Linked DNA regions of Homo sapiens: region 2 is linked to region 1. The links are chromatin loops, found by intact Hi-C in ENCODE. Cell type or tissue: PC-9. All regions are shown on one strand. Links, peaks and the distances in the headings refer to the core of each region. The heading gives the core; the rest is flanking DNA. Region 1 overlaps PTPN3 (protein tyrosine phosphatase non-receptor type 3). Region 2 has its middle 120 kb from the start of PALM2AKAP2-AS1.

Region 1 (12,456 bases), core at 5,826-8,325:
GCACAGCTTATTCCCAGTCTCTTCACCGCACCCCCAACCCCTGTGAGTTTAGCCCTGGAGAGGAGGGTCTTCAGAGGTTACCAGCGTGCTGTACCATGAGGGAGCTGGAGTCTCACTGGGGAAATGAGACAGTATCCCATGAAGCAATTAGGAAACAATTAGAACCAATATGGGCAGTAGAGACAACAGTTGTCATAAGACTTGAGGAGCTCCTGCTGGTGTGAGCTAGAAAAGTCTTTATAGATTGCTAGGATGAGCCAGAATTGGGTTGGGTAGAGAAGTGAGGAGGTGGATTTCCCTGGGCAGTGAGAAGACACCCCACCCCCGACAGTCCCACTTGGAAACCACATGCTGAGAGCTTACAGGAGAATAGAGAGGGCTGTTCGTGTCCTACGTAGGCGGGCATCTTACATCTAGCAGGCAGAAGAGAACTGTTGAAGGTTTTTAAGCAGGAAGGATGTGGCAAGAGCCATATCCACAAAGATAGTATCATTGTGCACAAGGGAAGACTGGCAGAGGCCAGGGGCGGTTCAGTCTGGATGGAAGGGAATGGACAGCCTTCAAGGAAGCTATTGTAGCATCCAGGCCAGAGACCTGGGGGCATGGCAGTGAAGTTTGTGGAGAGAGGAGGTGGATAGTTAGAAGCAAGAGACACCTTGAGGAAAGGATTTCCAGAGCTGTTGACTATTGAGCACTCATAGAATTATAGAATTCTCATCACTTAGCTCATCCTGCCATTCAAGGTAGGAATGAGTCACTTCCCCAGCACAATCTACAGGTCTTCAGGCTTCTGCTTGATCACCCCCAGTGAGGGGGAGCTCACCCTTTCATGAGGCAGCATTTTTACATTTTAGGGTAACTCAAGGTTGAAATTACCGACCCCTCTCCTGGGTCCAGGCTGTCCTTAGCAGCTGCAGAAACCCATTCTTTCCTTCTCTTCTGCACACTTAGTCTTTTCCACAGATAGTTTGCAGTCACCTTTTTATGAGACAGGCACCGAACTACGCTGGTCAAATAAGGCCAGGGCCTTGCCTCCTCAGGAACTTCTAGTCTAATTCTCCAAATAATGGGTTGTCTTCAGTTTTTCTTCTCCAAACAAAATGCCCCTTGTTATTTCCATGTGAATCAGGGCAAATCTGTTAAGGCCACATCCTGGCTTAGATCTGTGGCCCTTGTCAAGTCCTCACCACCTCTCTGAGGAGAGGGTCTCTGCTACCAAACGCTTCTCAGATGTGGATTTGTGTATTTGTAACTGTGGGTCTTTTGACAGGCCCAGTGGAACATATGGAGCACTTTTCCTAGGTGTCAAATTGTCCCGACTTGTTTGAGCCGTCCATGGTAGCCGGCACTCAAGGTGTCATCTCCTTCTTTCCAAGATGGTTGATCTCATCCAAGCCCTTCACTCAGCAGGTGAAGACCCTGAAGCCCAAGGTGAAAGAAAGGGATGTGTTTAGGAACATGCGGCCAAGTTGAGAGCAGAACAGAGGCTTCTGGTGTTCCCTAGTATGTATTTGGAACAGTTTTTGGAATGTTTTTCTTTCTGGTTTCTTCATAGGATTGTTTCTTCCATCTAGAGGGAACCTCCTCAGCCTCTTTTCTAAGTTGTTCCCCAAATCCCATTCACCTCCTCTTTCTCCAGCAAGGACACTGGCGTAGATTTAATCAAACCCCATCTTGTTAGGAGAGCAAATAGCTGATACTCATCCTGTTTCTGCCTATCCTCCCCACGAGCTCTCTAGATTTCCAGATGAACAAACAGAGGTGAGATCCCTGGACCTCATCTGTAACCTTGGGGAGATTATTTGCAAGTCCCAGCAGGAACACAGCATCACTTGAGGAACAATGGGGGCCCCTCAGATAGGGAAAGTCGACTTCATATGCAGCTGCAGAACCAGCACACAGTGCAGTGGACAGGAAGCGGAACCCCTGGAGGGCCGCATTGTCAGAAAGGCGGAGTGGTTCACATCTTGGGTACTTCACGGGCTGCCATAGAAACTGTGTTCCCCACTTCCCACTGGGGTGCTGGGAAGAATTTTTAAAGTCCCAGTGGCTCCCAGTGTTGCTGTTAAGGATTCCTCCGTTTATCAGAGACCTCCCCACCCTTCAAGCCCTTCTTCCTGCCCTCCCCTAACCTGTTCTGCCCAGCAGTGACCCCTGCTCCAGGTCTGCTGGTGAGCTCCTGGGCAGGCCGTGGAGTCTGCAGTTGAATGCAGAAAAGAAAAGGGAGCAATCAGAGGATTCAAAATGTGCCTAAGACAGAGGTGGAGTCATTGGCAGAAACAGGGCACCTGGGAAAGCAGTGAGTTTAAGAGGAAAGGAGAACAAGGCCAACCCAAGTCCATGATTACTAGTGAATGGCACGAAGACTGAGAGACAGATCACTGAACTCTGTAGATCTTCAGGAGGGCAAATAGATAAAGGAATCCTAAGTCATCGTAATTAGTTAATTTAATTAAGGAATTGCAGGTTTTAAAATTGAAAATACCTTTCTACTTGTCCCTCCTAAGAGGATGTTACTATTTTAGAAAGAGGGTAATCTAGAACCAAAGGGTCATTAGAACTCAGGAATTTAGTTAGAGAGCCCTATGATGAGTCTCAGGTCTTTACTAGAAAGATTTAAAGGCTGCCCATTGATCTCAGAGTACAATTTTTTTACTTTTTTTTCCCCTCTTAGAGATAAGAGCCTGACCCTTCTTGAGCAGCCAAAACACTGGCCAGCATTAGTCCTTTAGTTTCATGGTATTTGTGATGGATATTATTTTAAACATGAAAAGGTTTTATTTTTAAAAAATTTTAGTGTATTACATTTGCCTTTACTGTTTATGTGCAGCATAAAGTTGCTTTTGTTACAATTCATGTTGTTTTGTAATGGTTGATCAAAGCAAAGAAAGACATGTGTTACTACGCATGATCTGTCAATGTTTAAGGCTGTTGTTGGTTCTTGTGACTTTGCTAATATGTTTTTCTCCTGACAGGTTAACCTGCCCTCTTAACTCAGCAGTGGTTCTAGCGTCCTATGCCGTACAATGTAAGTCACAAAGGGAGCATTTCACGGATGGACAGGTTGTTCTGATCAGTGTGTGGAGAAAGTCACTGGTTCCTCCTGCTTGACCAAGTCCCTCTTCCCCAGGAATCCTGCTGGGCAGCATATCTCTGGCTGTCCAGATATGTGTTTCTACTCAGACTGGCACTCTCCTGTAGCATGGGGATGTTAGATTAAGGAAGGTGGTTAAGGGGAAAGGAATGAATGAACTGTGGTGTGAAATTTTCTCCAAGGGAGCCCATCAGACAGCAGACAGCTGTTGCACATTGCATTTTCCAGAAACTTTGCTCAGGCATTTGATCTGATCTTCATACAAATCCCAGTGGGACAAATATTTGTATCAGTCATCCCTTATACACATGGAAACCTAGACCCAGCTAGGTTAAGAAATTTGCTAGGAGTCACCCCTGCTGCTTGGTTGGTGCTACTCTAAAACACTACTGGGATCTTAGGAATTTCTTTTCAGAGTTGCAGTATAGCTAATGGATTGTATATTGATCTATACCAGTGCTATTCAATAGAAATATAATGTGAATCATATATGTAACTTAAGTTTTCTAGTACACTCATTAAAAAAGGTAAAACGAAACAGGAGGTTTTTTATGTTTTATTTAATGCAATATATTGAAAATATTAGCATTTTAACTTAATGTACAAAGTTATTAGCAAGATATTTTACATTTTTTTTATACTAAGTCTTTGAAAATCAGTCTGGATTTTACACTGACGGTACATCTCAATTTGGACTAACCGCACGTCGCTAGTGGCTACCATATTGGATAGAAAGTCCAGATGGAATTTTCTTGAAGGCTGGTTTAAACTGGAGTAGGAATCCGCTCATTCAATCAGCAAAACTTTATCGAGGGTATATTCCCTTCCAAGTCCTGTGGGTAGATGCTGGGTAGGCACAATGAAAAGAACGTATAGCCAGATGAGAGCAAAATGTCACTTTATAGTAGCTAGCTTTGTGGTGGCAGTACAGTTCATCAGCATAGTACTCAGGTAGAGCCATTTGCAGCTCCAGACCTAAGAAATCTCCTCTACCAGAAGCCCAAACCATCTTGGCCTATTACCCTGTTGACCTACTGTGTGATAGATAGATAAGGCAGCAAGATGATCAGGTCTGAGAGCAGGCACTGGCTGAACTACACACCCTGCTCTGGTCTCAGAACAGGCAAAATAGCAAGAGAAGGCTGACGGACTCCTGAGGTGGCCCTAGGTCTGCCTATTTCCCTACCAGGAAAGAACAGAAATGAAGGAGGTGAAGAGCAAGGTGGCTGGGCCTGCAGCTTACCCACCCACCTGCATGGAACCAGGAGGTGGAGGGCAGGGGACATCAAAGATGACCCTATTCACGAGTAAGACGAGTACCAGAGTTAGTCTCTCCATCGATACCTGCATCGCCTCCTCCTTAGTGGGAAACTCAAAACAGGCGAATGGGCCTGGGTGGATTTGAACCTTCCCTTCTCCCTACAATATACCTGGGACAGGCCCGGCCATTTCACATCCATATGGGAAGTGGCATGGTCACCAGTTTGTATTCTTATGATCTGTAGACCTTGTGAACTCTGTGTCTGCCAGGCCAATCAGCTGAGGAGACTGAGCCTCCCCATGTCTCAGAGCAAGTTTGGTGTTCACAGCCTGAGCTTCAGGTTTATGAGGCAGGAACACTAACTAGAATATAGGCATATTCAATTTAAATCCTGGCATCCCTGGCCAGGTGTGGTGGCTCACGCATGTAATCCCAGTATTTTGGGAGGCTGAGACGGGAGGATCCCTTGAACCCCAGAGTCTGAGACCAGCCTGGGTATTATAGTAGGACCCTGTCTCTACAAAAACTGAAGAATTATCTGGGCATGGTGGTGTGCATCTGTAGTCCTAGTACTTTCTAAGGCTGAGGCAGGAGGATCACTTGATCCCAGGAGGTCGAGACTGGCATGGGCAACACTATGAAGCCCCATCTCTACAAAAAATAGAAAAATTAGCTGGGTGTGGTGGTGCGGTGCCTGTAGTCCCAGCTACTAGGGAGACTGAGGGGGTAGTATCTGTTGAGCCCCAGAGGTTGAGGCTGCAGTGAGCCATAATCATGCCATTGCACTCCAGCCTTTGTGACAGAGTGATACCCTGTCTCAAAAAAAAAAAAAAAAAATCTGATGTCTCCGGTGGCCAGTTATGTGGGATTGCCTCTCCTAATCTTGGTTTTCTCACCTGTAAAACTGAGGTGAGTGATTTAAGACAGCTCTCAATATGGCTACCTTGGTTCAAATTAAGCAATAATGTGAAGGTGATCTGTAACTAAAAATTCTTTATTGTTGGACCATCCCTGGCTGAGTCATTGAGAACTGGACTGGAGCCATATACCTAGGTCTTGCCTTTTCCACTTGTACCTGCCCGACTTTGAGCTTCTCCAGACCTCAGTTTCATTACCTGACCCATGAGGATAATAAGTGTCTCCTTCAAGGGTTGTAGTGAAGATGAAATGAGTGACTGTATGTAAAACTATTAGAATAGTGCATGGCACGTGTCAAGTGTTAGCTCTTACTGTATTTTCATGTCTGCCCAGAAGAAAGCTGTCAGGGAATTGCCTGTTGTAAACAGTAAATTCTATTTAGAGTAAAATTTAAAAAGCAAATAAAGAATTCTATCGCAGGCTTCAGTAGTCAGGTTCCCTTCTGCAAAGAACTGATAGAATGGGGGCTAAAGAAGTTGTGGGCACCTAAAAAGTACAAACTGGCTTCAGTAGAAATAGTCACATTACTGTCATGCTAATAGAATCATGGCTTATCAGGCAAGCAGTTTTAAGTATAAGCTTTTATCCCTCCACCCTCAATAAATATATATATTGCAGAGCATACATTTCTTTAAGATTAATACTTGTGCCAGGCACGGTGGTTCACGCCTGTATTCTCAGCGCTTTGGGAGGCTGAGGCAGGCGGATTGCGTGAGCCCAGGAGTTTGAGACCAGCCTGGGCAACATGGTGAAACCCTGTCTCTACAAAATATACAAAAATTAGCCAGGTGTGGTGGTACACCCCTGTAGTTCAAGTTACTGGGGAGGCTGAGGTGAGAGGATTATTTGAGCCCTGGAGGTCAAGGCTGCAGTGAGCCATAATTGCACCACTGTGCTCCAGCCTGGGCAACAGAGTGAGACTCTGTCTCAAAAAAAAAATTAATTATTGTATATGAAATTACTGGATCAAAAGGTACACCTACATTTTATGATATATTTTGCTAAATTCTTCCAAGAGGGGCATCTGATATAAGTCCTCACTGTGACCAGCTAACCAAAAGCACATTTTCTTATTACATAAAAAATAAAGTCCGGCATAGTGGTTTGCACCTGTAATCCCAGCTACTTGAGATGCTGAGGTGGAAGGATTGCTTGACCCCAGGAATTAGAGACTGCAGTGAGCCATGATCATGCCACTGCACACCAGCCTGAGCAACAGAGCAACCCCATCTCTTAAAAAAAAAAAAGTGATCTTCAGGTAAAGTACCCAAAAATATACAATGATGGAAAATTGTTAATGGCCTGCCAAGGCTTTATGAGGCTCAAAGAATAAAGTATATTTTTTGGAATATATGTTTATTCCAGAATGTTCCCTGCACCTGTGCCACATAGAGGTCTGTACCAGCCTCAGGGTGCACAGATGGATAAAACACACTGCTCTCCCCAAGGAGTCTACAGCCTGTAGGGAGGCAGATGTGGATGATACTAGCAGTGGAGATGGCCACCAGGGGTGCACTTCATCCTGCTTAGGGAGAGGGGAGAGCATCTGGGAAAACGTCCTAGGAATGACCCCTGAGAACCGCCTCTAAGATCAGGTTGGAGTTGAATGAATAGCAGGTAAAAGTCTTTCCAAGTACAACAGCCGGGCAGCTTGAAATGCTGTACTTTGGAACCTGGGATATACCCTCTCTTTGCTGCAAAACATAAAATATTATCAACCAGAAGAAAGCATGGAACTTAAAATGACAAGGTATTTCCCACATAAGCACTTCCTTTTTTGTTTGCTATAATTAGCTTTTGCATGTGTTGCTTTCTCACAGATAGGAAAATGGATTACTTAGGAGTTTGGAGCATATAGTATAGTAAGTAGGTAAGAGCAGGGACTATGGTCAGAGTCTAGCCTCCAAATTAGCAGCTGAGCAACAGTGGCAGACCCCTTTGGGTCTGTTTCCTTATGTGTTTAGTGGGGATAAAAAGCATTGCCTATATCACAGGGTTACCATGAGTAACAAGTGGGATGACATCATTGAAATCGATGTGAAACCGCCCAGTGTTTTGCAAATGTTTATCACTGTTTAACTTTGTTTCCCCCTAGTGGTTAGCACAGAGCTTTGCACAGAGTGGCCGCTTAGGATTTAAAGGGAAAACCACCCCACAGGGAGGCTCATTGGTTGTGTTCGAAGCTCAGAACATTTGTCAGCAACTTGCCTAAAGAGAGAACCTTGCTGTTCATGTTTGCAGAATGATACCAGGGATGGGACTGTTAACTGGTATGATGGATAACCTTATTGGGATCCAGGAGGATCTCCATGAGCTAATGAAACCAACAGAGTAAAGGTTCATAGGACTCCACCTTGAGGATCAGGAAAAGTCATTTACAGCATTTGGTTGGCCTTTGGGGACATGATTGCTGCCATCAAATGGCCAGCAGCGGCTCACAGGCCTGGCAGGCAGGCTGGTGGGGTGGTAGGAGCACTAACTGGGGTTCAGATCACCTGGGTTCTGATCTTGACCCTGTCCCAAAGGTGTCTTTTCCTTTCCAGACCGCAATTTCTTCACTCTTAACATGAGAGCTTTGAAGGAAGTGATTCTAATGCTTTCTAGCAATTTCCTCATTGGGCATGCTGTGTCAGGGCATTTAAATGATTTCCTGTGAACGCACCATGTGCGCTTAACCCTGCACAAACTCACCAGCCACATAGCCTTGACATTTCTTTCCACAGCTTGGCCACATTTGGCTGGCCTTAACAGCCTCTGGTCTAACCTTGACCAAGTCTGCATGCATTGGTCACTTGGCTCTCTGCCCTTTTCCCCTTCCAGAACTGAAATTTGCATCAGCCTCTGTACAGATCAGTTCTGAGCACCCAAATTTCTGAGCACCTACTGTGTGTCATGCCTGGTGCTGGGGGCCCTAAAGGTGAGTCTGACCCACTCCCAGCACTTGAGGCACAGTGTAGGAAGGAAACAGATCCCTTCGTTATGGTGTGGATCTCAAAAGAGCAGCCCTGTGTTGTGAGGGCAGTTAGGTGAACAAGGCTGAATGAAACATAACCTTTGCATCTTCCCTTTTTTTTTTTTTCTTTTTTGAGACAGAGTCTGGCTGTGTCACCCAGGCTGGAGTACAGTGGCTCAGTCTCGGTTCACTGCAACCTCTGCCTTCCAGGTTCAAGCGATTCTCATGCCTCAGCCTCCCAAGTAGCTGGGATTACAGGCATGCACCATCATACCTGGCTAATTTTTGTATTTATACTAGAGATGGGGTTTCACCATGTTGGCTAGGCTGGTCTCAAACCTCTGACCGCAGGTGATCCACCCGCCTTGGCCTCCCAAAGTGCTGGGATTACAGGCGTGAGCTACCATGCCCGGCTGCATTGCCCTTTCAACTTCATGGTGAAATTCACCCAAGCAGCTACCTGTCTCACCCACTTCCCTTCTGAGATTGGCCACAAAGTATCACCATATCTTTCCCATACTCTGCCCTTGTAACAGAGAAGGAGTTATTTGATTTGGAAATCTTTGGTGTTGAATTGAGAGTCCTCAGGAGGCTCCTGGCATTGCAGCGAGCTACAGGAAGAAATTCATTAAAATATTTGGAAAGATCAGGACTAATTTTTTTTTTAAAGATGAAGTAGAAGCTTTTTTTTGTTTTGTTTGTCAAGAAAATGGAATACGAGATCGGTTGCCCCATTAGAGGTAGAGATTATCTCCTCAATTCTGTTTTTAGACAAATGGGAAAACTTGTGGAGAAGGGAAATGGATGTCCTCAGGTCCCATAAGCCTGGTCCTTTGCTCTTCACCTGGTGCCATCCTTTTTCCCAGTTTCCTCAATGGTCCAGACACCCAAATGGTTTGAGTCCTTGAGGCAGCCATGGACACTTGTACAGGTTGAGCACTGCACAACTCTCAAGAATGCCCATCACATCATAGGCATCAACAATTCAATTCACATTGGCAGACAACAGTCAAGGGTCTCAAGGGAGCAGTACCATTTTGCCCAGGGGCTAGTCTGGAAGTCACCCTTCCTTTTCCCTCTGCACCTGCAGGTCCCTAATGTGATTCCCCTGATAGCCCCAGAATCTCTCTTCATATCTTCTGACTCCCCTTAGAATGTGTCTTTCTCCCTAGGAACTTTGCTGTTGCCTGAGCCCTGACCATTCAGCCCCACTCCCACCCACCTTTTGTCCCTGTGGCCTCTGAGCACATCCTGGTCCCCTTTCTTCCACACCTCCCTGAATCCCAGGGGATGGGTCAGGATGTGGAGAGTGGTCAGGTCGGCATGGCCTCCCTTCTGCCTACACCCAGTTTTTAGAGCAGATTGGTCCAGTGTTATGGTAACCTTGGGGTATGGCAGAGAAAGCCTGCACCGTGTGTGGCATATGGATTGTGGCATTTCCCCCAGTGGGTTCTCTTTATCCAGTGGCATGAGTGCAAACTGCTGTGCTGACCACAGTGTATGGAAGAGGTGTGGGATTAGAACAGGGCCTAGGTTCAAACACCGTCTCCTAATTTTCTCCCTCTGTGTCCTTGGGGAGAATGAGAATTTGATTGGATCATGTGTGATAGTATCTTAGCCTATAGTGAAGGCTCAGATAAGTGTGGAATCTGGAGCTAGTGAGAAGCTTCAGTTCATGTGGTGTAGAACTTACCAGAAGAGTATTTCTAATTAATGTTATTCTGATGATGCTGTAGATGCTTATAAATGCAAACCATATTAAAAAGGCAAAACTAATTATGATTTTCCCCTTCTTCTGTCTTGATAGCTCATTTTGGAGACTATAATTCTTCCATACATCATCCAGGCTATCTTTCCGATAGTCACTTTATACCCGATCAAAATGAGGACTTTTTAACAAAAGTCGAATCTCTGCATGAGCAGCACAGGTGAGGGGGGCTGGGGTGGCCTACTTTGGGGACTTGGGTTGGGTATTTTCAGACATCATATCCCTTTGTGTTTGATGCAGCCTCTTTCTTTTGTGCATGAATCCTCTTTCAAGATGTCGGGGGTTTTTGAACCTTTGAGCTGGTATGGTGGCAGATATATTTGGCATAACTAGCATTTCTGTAAAGTGTAAAATCCAGTAAGAGTTTAGGGTGATAGCTGCTGCGTCCTTTTCAGGATGTCATTGAAATCAGTAAATTCCTGAAGGAAATGCCCATTTTGAAATCTGATTGCCCCACCAATGGACTGTACCAAGGTAAACCTCTTAGCAGTTTACCACATTTAATAAAACAAGCTGTTCCTTCAGGTCTTGTTAAACAGACAGACAGATGGACGTACAGTGCTGACCAGTCTCCTGTGTTCAGTTCATGAAAAGTGCCCTATGTCCAAGTGGGGAGCATGAGTCTTCTGCAGTTGCCCCTGCGTATTTGTTGCGAGCCTCAGCTCCAACACATATGCCCAATTCTGGCTGCTCTTCCCCTTCCTTGTTTTACTTAAAGCTACAGCAGCAGCTGTGCAGTCCAGGTCAAATAAAGGCCACCCTGACCAAGAAGGCCAGCTCTCAAGGGGCTGCTCTCTTCTTGGGAAAGCCATAAAAACAAAGGCCAGGCAACCAAGTGTCCTTTCTAAGAAGGCATTGCCAAACCTCTCTCCCAGAATTACTCCCAGGGCAGAAGTCAATCTCCTAAAATAGTACGGGGCCAGTGGCGTTTGAAAGTTTGAGGCCACTGCCAAAAGAAGAGATAAAGGCAGAGAGACCTAAAGATTCCCTACTAATTAGCAACTTGGAATAATTAGGGCAGGGATTCTGAAAGGTAACAGTCTTCTCCGTCTGAATATTGTGAGCCCACTAAAGGGGAAGTATTATTTAATTTAAAAACAAGAGGGTCTAGAGGGAGTCACATTCAATGGATAAGAATAAAAACTTGCTTTAGTAGAATTTAGCATTAGATTGCTGAAGATTGATAACATAAGGCATTTAATAACCTTACAGAAATGGTATCAAATGTTCTAGATTTTTTAAAATTGGAGTTAATGCCCTCTCTTTATTGGATGAACTCTGCTTTTTGTCTTTTCTTCCGTAGTGGGCTAAAACAATCAGAAGCAGAATCCTGCTATATCAACATAGCGCGGACCCTCGACTTCTATGGAGTAGAACTGCACAGTGGTAGGGTATGTATTCTTGTTATGTCTTGGCTCAAACATTATGTTTTTATTTTAATCTCTGAGAGTTTGAAAAATTCTTTGATGAAACTATTTCTTTTTCATTATAACAGGACTTTTTAAAAGATATTTGGAAGGTTTATTAAGTAATGCTGAATTTTTTGTTGGTCATTTGTCCAATTGCTTTTTTTTAATGTTTGCTTTTGTACTTGAAGACTTTTCCCTTTTGAAGGGTTAGGGGACTAGAAACTAGTAATTTTTGTAAGACCATTTTATATTATGGTTTTAAAAGGCAAAAAATAGGTATAAATTCATTTTTCAGGTGACGGTTTAAGGAGCCAAGATTTCTACTACTTAATCTCAAGTGTTGCTCAAATTGGAGATAGTTACTCATATATGATAGTTTTTTTAAAAAGATTATGGTGATATAATTGTTAAAATCAATAAATATTTGAAATTAGTTGTGGCTACTTTAGTAGGATTTACTAACATCTGTCATCTGTCAAGCAATTTCTATGCACCAGTGGATTATTTCCTGCGGTAATACCATGAGTTCCATATGTTATCATTAACCCCATTTTACAGATGGAGAAACTGATACTCAGGGACATAACCGAGGTCACACAGCACACAAGTTGTAGCTTCAGCACATGACCCCTCACTGTCTAATTAGCATCTGACCTTTGATCAGTGGCATACGTTTTCTACCTGTGATTGGTCCACATCATATCCAAAAGGAAGCAAAAATTAATTGAGCACCTACTATATACTAGCCTTTATCCAGATGCTTTCATATGAGACCATAAGGTCTCACCTTGTGATCATAGAAACCTTGTGAAATCGACATTCTAGTTATTCCCGTTTTATAGATGAGAAAACCGAGGCTCATAGAGATTGAGTAAATGATCAGATTTTAAATCTATGTATTTTCATAGTTTATAGAAACACTTTCATTTATTTTTGTTTCACTTCGGTCCCTTGACAGTCCTGTGAGGTAGGCAAGTTGTGATATAGGAAATAAGGAAGGAAAATGGTGTTAGATCTTACAAAATATCAGCTTTGGGACTTGACCATTCATTT
Region 2 (12,456 bases), core at 6,015-8,514, 210 kb before region 1:
TACCTAATGTAAATGATGAGTTGATGGGTGCAGCAAACCAACATGGCACATGTATACCTATGTATCAAACCTGCACGTTGTGCACATGTACCCTAGAACTTAAAGTATAATAATAATTTTAAAAAAGATACTTTGCTAGGGTTTGTATCTCAAGAAGCCACACATTTTTCTGAAAGAGTTGTTTTTGGGTCAGGTGCAGTAGCTTATACCTATAATCCCAGCATTTTGGAAGGCCAACATGGGAGGACTCCTTGAGCCCAGGAGTTTGAGACCAGCCTGGGCAACATGGCGAGACCACCATCTCTACAAAAAATTAGCTGAGTGCAGTAGTGCATGCCTGTAGTTCCAGCTACTTGGGATACTGAGGGAGGGGAATCACTTGAGCCTGAGAGGTAAAGGGTGAAGTAAACCATGATCACACCACTGCACTCCAGCCTGGGCAACTGAGCAAGACTCTGTCTCAAAAAAATAAATAAAAAGTTTTTTCGAAGTGCACTTATTGTATTTGTATTAATGCACAGTTGTATGCTTTGTGTAAGCATTTTATCTGAATTTTCTATAAAAAGTTTTTTAGTGGAGCAATATGAATTTTAGTTAGAAAACAATCTAATTTATAATTATGGATACATCATTTTACTTAGAGCTGACTCACATCTTTGCAAAGTGTTAAATGTTTATAAAATTCTACTATACATTGAAATATTACTCAGCAATAAAAGACCTGGAATACTGATAATATACTATGGTGTAGAAGGACCTTGAAAACATTATGCTAAGTGGAAGAAGCCAGTCACAAAGGACCACGTATTGTGTTATTCCATTTATACGAAATGTCCAGAATTTAAAAATCTATATAGATAGAAAGTAGATTAGTGACTGCCTAAGGCTGGAAAGATAGGGTATTGGGAGGGGGTGGGTAAGGGAGTAGGGGGGATTCTTGGGCTTAAAAAAGTGTTCTAAAATTGATTTTGATGAAGGATGCCTGGGCAACATGGCTTTGTGGATGGACTTTATGGGCAACTTTGTGGATACACCACTAAAAGCCATTGAACAGTACACTTTATAAATGGATTCATTGTGTGGTATTTAAATCATCTCTCAAAAAAGCTGTTTAAAAATTCTGCTTAGTTTGGTTTAACCTATTCTCTGAAGCAATCCCTCCTTCACACACAAAAAAATCCCATTACATAGCATTTTTACCATTTTTAGGATATGAAATATGTATTTGGAGGTGGACATAATGATGAAAGATTGAGCATTAATATCTTTTCCATTCATAGTTCATGTTTGCTTGGAAGATATTTGCTTTATTTACTCTCAAAGGCAACCTTCTGTAGAGATACATGGAGTTAAACAATCTGTAAATGTACTAAACTTTATTTTTTCACATAAAGGTCCTGCAAGTTTGTGCTATATTTATTTATAAGTACTTTTCGGATTTTGTTATTACTGAAATTGTATTTTTTCTTAAAAATTAGATTTTCTACTTATTATGGGACTGTTGAAATGAAATTGATTTTTTATATTCATCATGTATCTAGCAACCATATTAAAGTCTCACACGAACTGATGGTTTTTCAAGGGGAAATCCCTTTCACTTGGCTCTAATTCTCCCTCTTGCTTGCTGCCATGTAAGATGTGCCTTTTGCCCTCCACCATGATTGTGAGGCCTCCTCAGCCGTGTGCAATTGTGAGTCCATTAAACCTCTTTTACTTTATAAATTACCCAGTCTCAGGTATGTCTTTATCAGCAGTATGTAAGTGAACTAATAAAATAACTTTCTTCTATTTCTAGTTTGCTAAGAGTTTTTTATTATGTACGGACACTCATGTGCTAAACTCATTATTCCTAAATTCCCTTGAGACATGAACATATTATTTATTTATCTTTATATCTTTATAAGATTTTTGGAGAGGTCAGAAGGGATATTTATAAAATTGGCTATATTGATACAGGGAATGAAAACCTGATTACAGAATACTAGAAACTTCTGCCTATCAACTTGAATCTTGTCTCTGTCTATACTACCTACACTCAATACCAAAGTGATATCATTCATCCCATGGCCTTAAACACCATCCATGGACTAACGATTCCCCAGTTGAACTCCTGAACCTCCCTGAACACAAGACTCATACAGCCAACCACCCTCTCAGCATTTCCATCTGAATGTCTAATAAGCATTTCAAACTTAACACGCTCCCAAACCAAATCTTACTTTCCCACCCCCAAACAAGGGTTCCCTATTTGAGCAAATTGCACATCATTTACCTACTGCTCAAGCCAAAATACTTTGGCCTCCTCTGTGAGTCCTCTCTTTTTGCCACAATATACATACAACCTGACACACACACACACACACACACACACACACACACACAAACACACACAAATCTGTGAGCTCAATCTCCAAAACTTACACCAAGTCTGACCCTTTCTCATCTCCCCAGGGATGACATGCCACTCCCTAGCTCCCAGCCATCCTCACTTCTTGCCTGACATCCTGAGACCCAAAGAAAAACTGCTATGAGCAGGGAGAGCTTAGGTTCTAGCACTCAGTTACCTAGCCTTCTGCTCATCAGCAAACACCCAACTATCATTGCCTCTACCTGAGCTTCTCTGAGGATTCAAACCCCCAAACCCTATCATTTAACTATACCAACTCGCTCCCTCAAGGCAATCAACCTGTCTTTCCGTTTCTGTTTCCTAGAAATGTGTTTACACAGTATGGGTATGTTCTTTCTGTCTCTGTCTGTCTGTCTCTCTCTCTCTGTCATCCTCTCTTCCGCTGTATTTCTCTCCCTCTGTCTCCCCTGCTCCCAAGACCCTCCATTGATTTTACACACACACACACACACACACACACAAATACCATATTGCTTTTGTTCTCAGAAAACATAAAGCCACCACACTAAACAACTGGCTGATTCCTCCCAAGCAAAGCTTCCTTCTTAGCCCCCAGATGTGCTGGTTTGAAAAGTGTGAACATTCTCCCTCCTCAAAAAACCAATCAGTCATGATATTTCATGGTCCAGATGAAAGGCCATCAGGCTGGTGCCTGAAGAAGCAAAATATCATAAATTGCAAATGACAAATGGTTGCTTTGCTCCTGAATCTGAAACAATCTCACAGTGGTTGAGAATTTTTTTCTTACAAAATGTTTGGCTAGGACCACAGAGATTCTGACCCTGGGGCATCTCTGACCTTTAATATGATACACTGACATCTCTTTTACAGAGAATACATTTTTCAGTGTCAAAGCTTTTAGCCACAAGGCAATGTAACTTCATTTGAGAAATAAGTGTTGACTGTAGCCAAGGTGAACATCATACAGCTTCAATATAGTTGGGAGGGACCTCTTAGCTCCTAAACTCAAATGATTGACAATATTGCTACAATATAATGGTGAGACCAGAGGCTTGAGGAGGCTAAGATGAAAGGAAAGGAAGAATCCTCCTCATCAATATCACAGTGTGTTTGTCTATTATGCCATCATTAGCAGTACCAATTTTGAATTCTCTCCTCAGAGACTGTTGTGAAATCCGACCACTTCTCACCATCCGGACTGGCACAGCCATCAATCACACCCTTCAGTTCTCACCTGCAACAGGTCTCCAGCCTCCTCTCATCCCCTAATTCCTCTTTGCCCTCTACAGCCCGTTCTTCACACAACAACCATAACCATCTTGTTAAACTACATATCAGATTGTGTAACTCCTCTGCTTAAAATCCCCCAATAGTTTCCTTTCATCATCTAAACAAAAGCCAGACTCTTGCTACAGCACTCAGAGACAGATCACTGTGGACCCACTGAAGCTTAAGAGCCACGGCCCCTCACTTGGAGCCCCTGAAAACTCTGGAAGGGACCTAGTAATGTGTTTTCAAGGGATGGGCATGTTTTTGTAAAGTTTGCAAAAGGAAGATATGTTTTTATTCTTCCTCTGCAAGGGCCTTCAAAGTTGCATAAACTTTGAGCCTTGTGACACCTGGACCTAAGTGGCCTAGAAGGTCTGGCTGACCTAGCCTCTGACCTCTTCTCCCCCAGCATCTCCCCCAGTCACCACCCTCGAGCCCCTTCCACCACCATGGCGCCCTTTCTAGCTCAGGCTTCGCACTGGCCATTCCTTTTGCCTGGAGCTCTCCTTCCTCCTATGTTACATGAGGTTGCCCATACCCACTTTTTGCCCCAACGTCAGATACTCTAACCCATTTTTAAATTTTCTTTTTCTGGTAGGATTTTATTGGTATCTAGAATTGCTTATTTATCATTCTTGTGTTTATACAAGGGCTGGGATGCTGTCCATTTCCTCAATAGCCTCAACTTCTAGAAAATACTGTACTGGCTCATAATAGGCTTTCAATAAATATCTATTAACCCTTATGCCCAAAAGAATATAAAGCTCAAACACATACTTGTACACCAGTGTTCATGGCAGCACTATTCATGATACCCAAAAGGGGGAAACAACCCAAATGTCCATCAATAGATGAATGAATAATAAAACGTGGTATAGCCATACAATGGAATATTATTCAGCCTTAAAAAGGAATAAAATTTTGACACAGGCTACAACAGGGATAAACCTTCAAAGCATTACACAAAGTGAAATTATCCAGACACAAAAGAATAAATAGTGTTTGATTCTACATATATGGGGCACCTAGAGTAGGCAGTTTCACAGAAACCAAAAGTAGAATGGGGGGTAGGGGGTGGGGAGAATAGGGAGATGATGTTTTATGGGTAGAGAGTTTCAGTCTGGGATGATGAAAAAGTTCTGGAAATGGTGATGATTGCACAACATGGTTAATGTACTTAATGCCACTGAATTATGCACTTATAAATGGTTACAATGGTAAATTTTATGCTATGTATATTTTACCACACACACAAAATACATATATATAGAGAGAAAGAGACCCTTTATCCATATTTTGTAAGATGGACTATATAAATCTCTGTTCCTTGTCACCCAGAGGGCCTATGGCTGCCCTTGAGCAATCTTTTTTTTTTTTTTTTTTTTGAGACCGAGTCTCGCTCTGTCGCCCAGCCTGGAGTGCAGTGGCCGATCTCGGCTCACGCGGTGCAAGCTCCACCTCCCAGGTTCATGCCATTCTCCTGCCTCAGCCTCCCGAGTAGCTGGGACTACAGGCGCCCGCCACCACACCCGGCTAATTTTTTTGTACTTTTAGTAGAGACATGGTGAAACCCTGAGACCATCAGCCAGGATGGTCTCAATCTCCTGACCTCGTGATCCACCTGCCTCGGCCTCCCAAAGTGCTGGGATTACAGGCGTGAGCCACCGCGCCCGGCCCCTGCCCTTGACCAATCTTAGGAAGCAGGAAAATGTGGGGAGAGAGTAACAAGTGCCAAAGCTTTTCCAGAAAATTGGGGATTTTGATCTTAGGAATCCTTTTCTAATTCCCAAGAGACGGTTGAATGGGGAAAGAAAAGAAAAACTACCAAAATAAGACACAGATAGGCACATCTGAAAGATGGCATTTTAGAAGGAGGCTTTAAAAAGCATGAAGTTTAATACATATACACACACACACACACACACACACACACCATACACATACATACAGGCACCTCTAATTTGTGTTATTCCAGGGTAGAACACTCCTCCTCTACTTGCACTGAAGTCATAGACACACCATCCTGATATAACAAAATGCTTTTAATTTCAAGATCTAAAGTAAAACTAACAGGAAAGCAAATTGTACAGCTGATGAAGGCTGGGAGTGAACATATTGAGTCCTTCAGAACTGTGCTTTAGCTCACCCAAATGTAATTAGGTTTGAAGAGCCATCATTTTACCAAGCAATCAAGAATCCATAACTGAACCTTGTTCTGTGCAGTCTAATTAACAAATATGCATTGTCTTTATAAAGCTTAGCTCCCATTACAATGAAAGAGTTTTGGAGATAATTCTCATCTCACATAAATGAAAACACAACTTACTAACATGTTTGAATTATCTTTTACAAAACAAGTTGCTTTTCCCTTGCTTTTAATAGTAAGGATCCCAGAGTTTATTGATCTTGTTCAGAAAATGGAATACCACGAGCTTCTTGGGCCTAACACATCATATTCATATTATATCCATATAATCATAACTAGAGATTTATACCAAGATATTATGGCTTACAGCCACATGAGGCCATAAACAATTAGATTCACTACTTTTAAAATATTAAAGGACTGACCAAAGAAGAATATTTTTAGGATATAAATTATTTATGACCACAAAATTTTCAAATCATATTTTAAAAGATAAGATTGCATTTATCTATCTCATATACACTTATTGGCTAACCCCTACCCCATTCTGATTTCCCAAAAAATAGAGACTTTGCCTATCCACATGTAACTGCTAAGTTGTGCCAATTAAAATGAAGAGCCAGGTTTTGCTCTGTGTGTTTACTTGTTCCACACACAGATTGTTGAACTCCAATTCATCATCAGACTCGCCTACTATGAGATTGTCTTAGGATGGGAAATGTAAAAGGATGAGGAACCCCACACCCACATCTTGTGTTATATAAAGCCCTGTGCTCTATATTTGCACTGAGAATGTTGCTACTCAGAGTGTGGTCTGCAGACCAGCAGCATCAGCATCACCTCCTGGGAAGCTTGTTGGGAACACAGGAACCCCCCAACTACACCCCCTATCTACAGAATCAGGATCTGCTTTTCAACATGACCCCAAATGATTCATATGCACATTGCAGTGGGAAAGATGCTGTCTTAGGAAATGAGACCTTATTATTAATGTCTTTGATTTTAAATGCTGCACCTCCCGCTCAGAAGCAAAGAAGTAAGAAAAGTATTGAAAGGATGGAGGACTTCAAAAGTGTTTCTGGACCAACTTATTTAACGTTTCTCTGGATGGCTCATAGGTGCAGTGGGACAACTTTTAATGCCTTTCAGAGGTTCAGAGGCTTTCGATGTGATCTCAGCAAACGTGACTAAAACCAAGTATCTACAAAGGGTTTAGCAGTGCCCACCAAATCTTCATATCGTTTTGTTTGTTCTGTTTTGGTTTTTGTGTTGTTTCCTTTTTGTTCTTTGTTTTTTGTTTCATTTTGTTTGTGATCCCACTTTGCACCATCATCTGAAAGCTGAGTTTCTGATTCCTCAAGGGGGCAGGCATTCTCCACAATGCTGCCTCACCCATGATCACGGAGGCAGCATTAGTCATAGTGCAAACTAAAAGAGTTGAAGGTTAAGTCGGTTATTCAAACTAGTTTTAATACAGGATTTGGGTTGCTAATTTTTTAAGTAAATGACTTAACCAGTTGTAAGATGACTAGTCCAAACATTAAAGATTTTTTTATGCTAAATTAATTTCAAGGGCTATGAAATAGGCTTGGATTTTGACCTCATCTTAGAATCCCTGGACTCCTAAAATTCATTTAGGCTCCTGCCCCAAGGCTATGTGCCTCTGACAGATAGTATTCCATCAAACCTTTCCTTTGAATAAACACTTGCCATGTTTTATTATAATTACCTGACCAACTATGTTTCTCATTAGATTGTGACCCCTATGAAGGCAAAGACAATGTCTTACTCCTATTTGTACCACAGATACCCATAAAAGTGTCTGGCACATACCAGGTACTTAATAATTATGAGTTGAATGAATTAATAAATAAACATGATTGACAGAGAAATTGAAGTATTAAAAGTAGGGCAAGCAGTCTAAACAACAACTGACTTTTCAAGTATGAGATATGTATTAGTCTGTTTTTGCATTGCTATAAAGAAATACTGGAGACTAGGTAATTTATAAGGAAAACAGATTTATTTGGCTCACAGTTCTGCAGACTGTTCAAGAAGCATAACACCAGCATCTGCTTCTGGTGAGGCCTCAGGAAGCTTCCACTCACGGCAGAAGGTGAAGGGGAGCAGGAGTGTCACATGGCAAGAGAGAGGGGAGGAGGTGCCAGGCTCTGTTAAACAGTCAGCTCTTGCATGAGCTAATTTATTACTTCAGGGAAGGTACCAAGCCATTCATGAGGGATCCACCCTCATGACTCAAACACTTCTCACTAGGCCCCACTGCCAACACTGGGGATCACATTTCAACATGAGATCTGGGTGGGAGGACAAATATCCAAACTATATCAAAATACTATATAAAAGTCAGTGGATTGTGATATATTTAATTTATAACCCATTTATTCAGAACTTGTGAAACACACATTTTCATTACACTATATTTTATGCTTTTGTACTATCTGTGAAAAAGATTACACATGATGGTATAGACTTAATTGACTTGGCAGTAATTTAGGTAGCATCCATTTATGTACTATTAATAGGTTAAATTATCACATTTTTAAATAGCACATCAAATACTATAAAGACCTATTTACAAAAACAGAATTTCGACCAGGAATGTTCCTTCCTATAATGAAGAGAAATGAGATTTCATTTCTTTAAATAAAATAAAATTTTGATTAAGCCTACTCATAACTGAGATTGGTCTTCCCTCTAAGGCATCAAATTTGGGGAATTTTTATTATAAGTTATATATAAGAAAATGACATCTTTCAGTGGGAAGTAAATGAGCACTTTGATATCTGTGGAATAGGAGTGTCTCCTTCTTAAATATTTGAGTGTGCACATAACAACACTCAATATCTCTTCCCTATATTGGAACCTTGAGGTCCAATGACCAGAATGTATGAACAAACAGAAATCACCAGATTCCATCCCGGCAATAAGAAGGGTTCTCATAAGACTTTCAGTGCTTCTATCCTCACATGCTGTGTGAGCTAGGATCCCAGCTGGAAGCAGATGGCATACTCCAACTGGATAATTGAAATAATCTTAATAAAGAGACTGCTTTACAAAGGCAAAGGCAGAGCTGACAGTAACCCACAGCAATGGTGAAGCACCCAGGGGCTAACAAAGTGATAAGGGAGCCATCGCCACATCAAGTCCCAGAGGAGCAAAGGAAGGAAGTGGCTACCAGCAGTGGGAGAGAGCTGTAGCTGTAGCAGTAGGAAGGGCTGCTGTGGCCTTCAGAAGAGGAAAGATGCCCTGGCCAACCCACTGCCCTGTAGGAAGAGAAACCATAGATTAAACCGTACACTGACCTCAATTTTCTCTCATCCATGGTTCTCCTGCTGGTGCCTTCCATTGAGCCAACTCAACAGGAAGTCAAAGAGTAAGAGAGGCAAGCTGAGGGAGTCCATAGAGGTCAGCCTCACAGGGCACAAAGCACAGCCTCATGAGGCACATAGGCAGGGAAGGGTAGAAAATGGATTTGAAGGATGAGATGGAGAACATCACCAGATACACCCTTTCCAAAATACTTCTACTGCAAAGTATTTATAATCTCATTCATGAACTCTTTTTTTGCCATACACATTCCTAAGAATTGAGAGAGAATAAAGATATATAATAACAACAGATTTGTTAATAACAATGACATTTGGTAGTTACTAATATTATTTTCGTAGAAACACAAGATTCATTGATTCATTAACTCAAAGATATGGTAAAGTCTTCTCTGTGCTTCCCTCAAAGCCGCTGAAATGAACTAAAAGAAGGAAAAATTGGAAGGAAAATTGTGTCTACTGTGAGGCTAGGTATGGTGGCTCACCTCTATAATCCCAGCACTTTGGGATGCTGAAGTGGGAGGATTGCTTAAGGCCAGGAATTTGAGACCAACTTGGACAACTTAGTGAGAGCCTATCTCTAATAAAAATGAAAATAATTTAAAAATTAGCCAGGCATGATGGTGTATGCCTATAGTCCCATCTACTTTGGGCCCTGCGGCAAGAAGATCTCTTGAGCCCAGGAATTCAAGGCTGCAGTGAGCTCTGATTGTGCTACTATGCTCCAGCCTAGGTGACAGAGCAAGTCTTCATCTCTAAAAAACAAATAAATAAATGAATAAATTGATCTACTATGAAACTAGCAAAGAGCTACAATTCTCAAATCACAAGCTATAAGAATTATCTGCCAAACAGAGTATAATTTTTATTAAATCAGTGGACAACCCTAAAAGGTGATATAGTCCTCTACAGATCTTAACTGGCTTTCAAATTTCTCTCTAAGTAAGGAGAGAGTACACAAAGGCCCAATGTTTGGTGGTGAGAACTGGCAAAACGTGGGGGACATCTGTGTGAAGGGGCTGGTTCCCTACCAGAGTGAACTGATGGAGAAAGTGACACCGATGGCACTACTGTGTGAATCCTTAATGTTTATTATCTGCAAAACCCGAAAACTGAAAACCTTAACATGGAGGAATCATCTCAAGGCAAGAGATGTAGGAAAATAGAAGGAAAAGAGCAATTACCTTTGTAGTCGATTTGCCCTGCCACTCTCTTCATAAATGCTAAACCAAGTCATCAAGTAGTGGTAAAGCACCAAAAATCTGTCTACCCTCCCGCAACTCACACACACTCAGTAAGCTGGGATATGTGATCTGTCTGAATGATCTGCTCACTCTCTACACAACTTTTTTGAACAGAAGATATTGCAGAGTTGTAAGAATTTTTTATGAGACAAAATATCCAATCCAAAGCTAATGTCTCCCCCAAATCACTGTCTCCATCCCCTCTACCTATTCTTGGGCAAATAGTAGGTTTGGATAGAATTACCTCTATTTGGAAATGGATAATAAATGCAAAGCCATTAACATGCATAGATTCTATATGCAGAGTTATTATTTTTATAAAAATGAGTTACCAGCAAATGGCAGATAAATACATTTCAGAAAAATAGCCCAAAAAATACAGATAATTTTCTGATAAACTACTCTCCATACATTCAAAAAAATTGGATACATGAACTCTTTATTTTAAAAAGTGCAAAATGTGCTAGCCAAGCCAGAAAATAAATTGAAGATAACCATAAAACCATTTCAGAAGTGAGCCCTACTTAGAAACTGCTGCTTAAAAAGAGAGTCAACTATCTACATGACAGACTTTTAAATGTAAGGAAACTCATAGGAACATCAGGAAAAAAATGAGAAAAATTCAGAATTAATAGTTATGGAGAGCAATGGGTAATAGATGTCCCTGTGGTAGATAACAGAACAAATAGATTCTTCAATTGAAAGCCACAGGGAAAATATCTTTACAAAAAAATAAAGGAAAATATGACTCTTCAGAACAAAGGAACTACCATTTTCCAGAAAAAAAAAACAACAACACAATGACTTACAGTAAGAAATATCAAAGAGAAGTTACCAAACTTTCAGTGTTTAAAAATAACTTGATCAGCATCAAAGCCAAAAAAAAAAATTGCAGGAGTGGGAGGGATGGGAGTAGGCAAGCCATCTACAAAGAAGAAATAGTCTAGCCTCAGACCTTCCCAGAGCAAGGGTCAATGCCAGAACACAATGGAATGACATCTTGGAGAATTATGAGGGGCTAAAAACATGATTCTATAATTTTATACACATTCAACTTGTTTGTTCATAGAAACAACCAACAGGCATTTAGAATTTAATACACTTTGGCCCTGTTTGAAAACAAACCCTTTTAACTAAACACTAAATCAACCTATAAGATGCTCAAAAAAGAGGATGTCATTGATGAAAGGGCTGGTGGTGTTCTGACTGCATTTAGATCCAAGACTAACACTGAGCCCACAAAGCATGGCCCTGCCTCAGGACCTTTGCAACTGCTCTTCCTTCTTCTGTATGTCTCATCCCCTCACCTTGTTCAAGTCTCTATCCAAACTTACCAAGTCAGAAACCTGTTCCCTGATGACACTATCAAAAATAACCCTCCCATCACTCTCCAGTCTCCTAATGTGCTTAATTTTTTTAACATTTATTGCTTCCTGACAAAGTATATATGTAATATATGTATTGTCTGTCTCCTCTAACACAATATAAGCTCCTTTGCCTCTTTGACAATTTACTGCTGTATTCTCAGTGCTTGGAGCAGTGCCTAGGATGAAAAGGGCACTCAAAAAGAATCCGTCGATTGAATGAATTAAGAGAATTATGTTCAAATTTGCAAATGCTAAAAACTTTGAAAACATAAAACTAACACTAAGTATTAGTCCATTTTCACACTATTATAAAGATACTACCTGAGACTAGATAATTTGTAAACAAAGAGGTTTTATTGACTCACAGTTCTGCATGGCTGGAGAGGCCTCAGGAAACTTACAATCATGGTGGAAGGGGAAGCAGGCACGTCTTACATGGCAGCAGGACAGAGAGAAAGAGCAGGGGAAACTGCCACTTTTAAACTATCAGATCTTGTGAGAATTCACTCACTATCATGAGAACAGCATGGGGGAAACCATCCCCATAATCCAGTCACCTCCTACCAGGTCCCTTCCTGAACACATGGGGACTACAGTTTGAGATGATATTTGGGTGGGGACACAGAGCCAAACTATATCACACTATAACTGCAACAAATGGTAAAAGGGGGGCTAAGTGACATGTGCTCATTTCCTCAACTTTAAGGTAAGAAAT

Evidence for each region. Peaks named below come from ENCODE experiments on the same cell type or tissue, not always from the same donor. Only the 100,000 strongest peaks of a DNase experiment are listed, where the experiment ranks them.
Region 2: it touches region 1 in a loop (29-fold over the local background); 3 of 110 quality-filtered maps call a loop at or near these places.

What each region holds. Positions count from the first base shown.
Region 1 is chr9:109,435,812-109,448,267 of GRCh38, reverse strand. It overlaps PTPN3 (protein tyrosine phosphatase non-receptor type 3), which reads left to right. Exons shown (of 26, transcript NM_002829.4): 7 at 2,976-3,028; 8 at 10,034-10,154; 9 at 11,298-11,385. Among named protein-coding and RNA genes, the nearest start is that of PTPN3, 56 kb to the left of the region's middle. In PC-9, for the core only: CTCF peaks have their summits at 7,178 and 7,380 (motif pointing left); a DNase peak (open chromatin) is centred at 7,327; H3K27ac peaks cover 1,064 bases.
Region 2 is chr9:109,647,865-109,660,320 of GRCh38, reverse strand. It overlaps a transcript of PALM2AKAP2 not described here. Among named protein-coding and RNA genes, the nearest start is that of PALM2AKAP2-AS1, 120 kb to the left of the region's middle. In PC-9, for the core only: CTCF peaks have their summits at 6,935 and 7,137 (motif pointing right); a DNase peak (open chromatin) is centred at 7,180.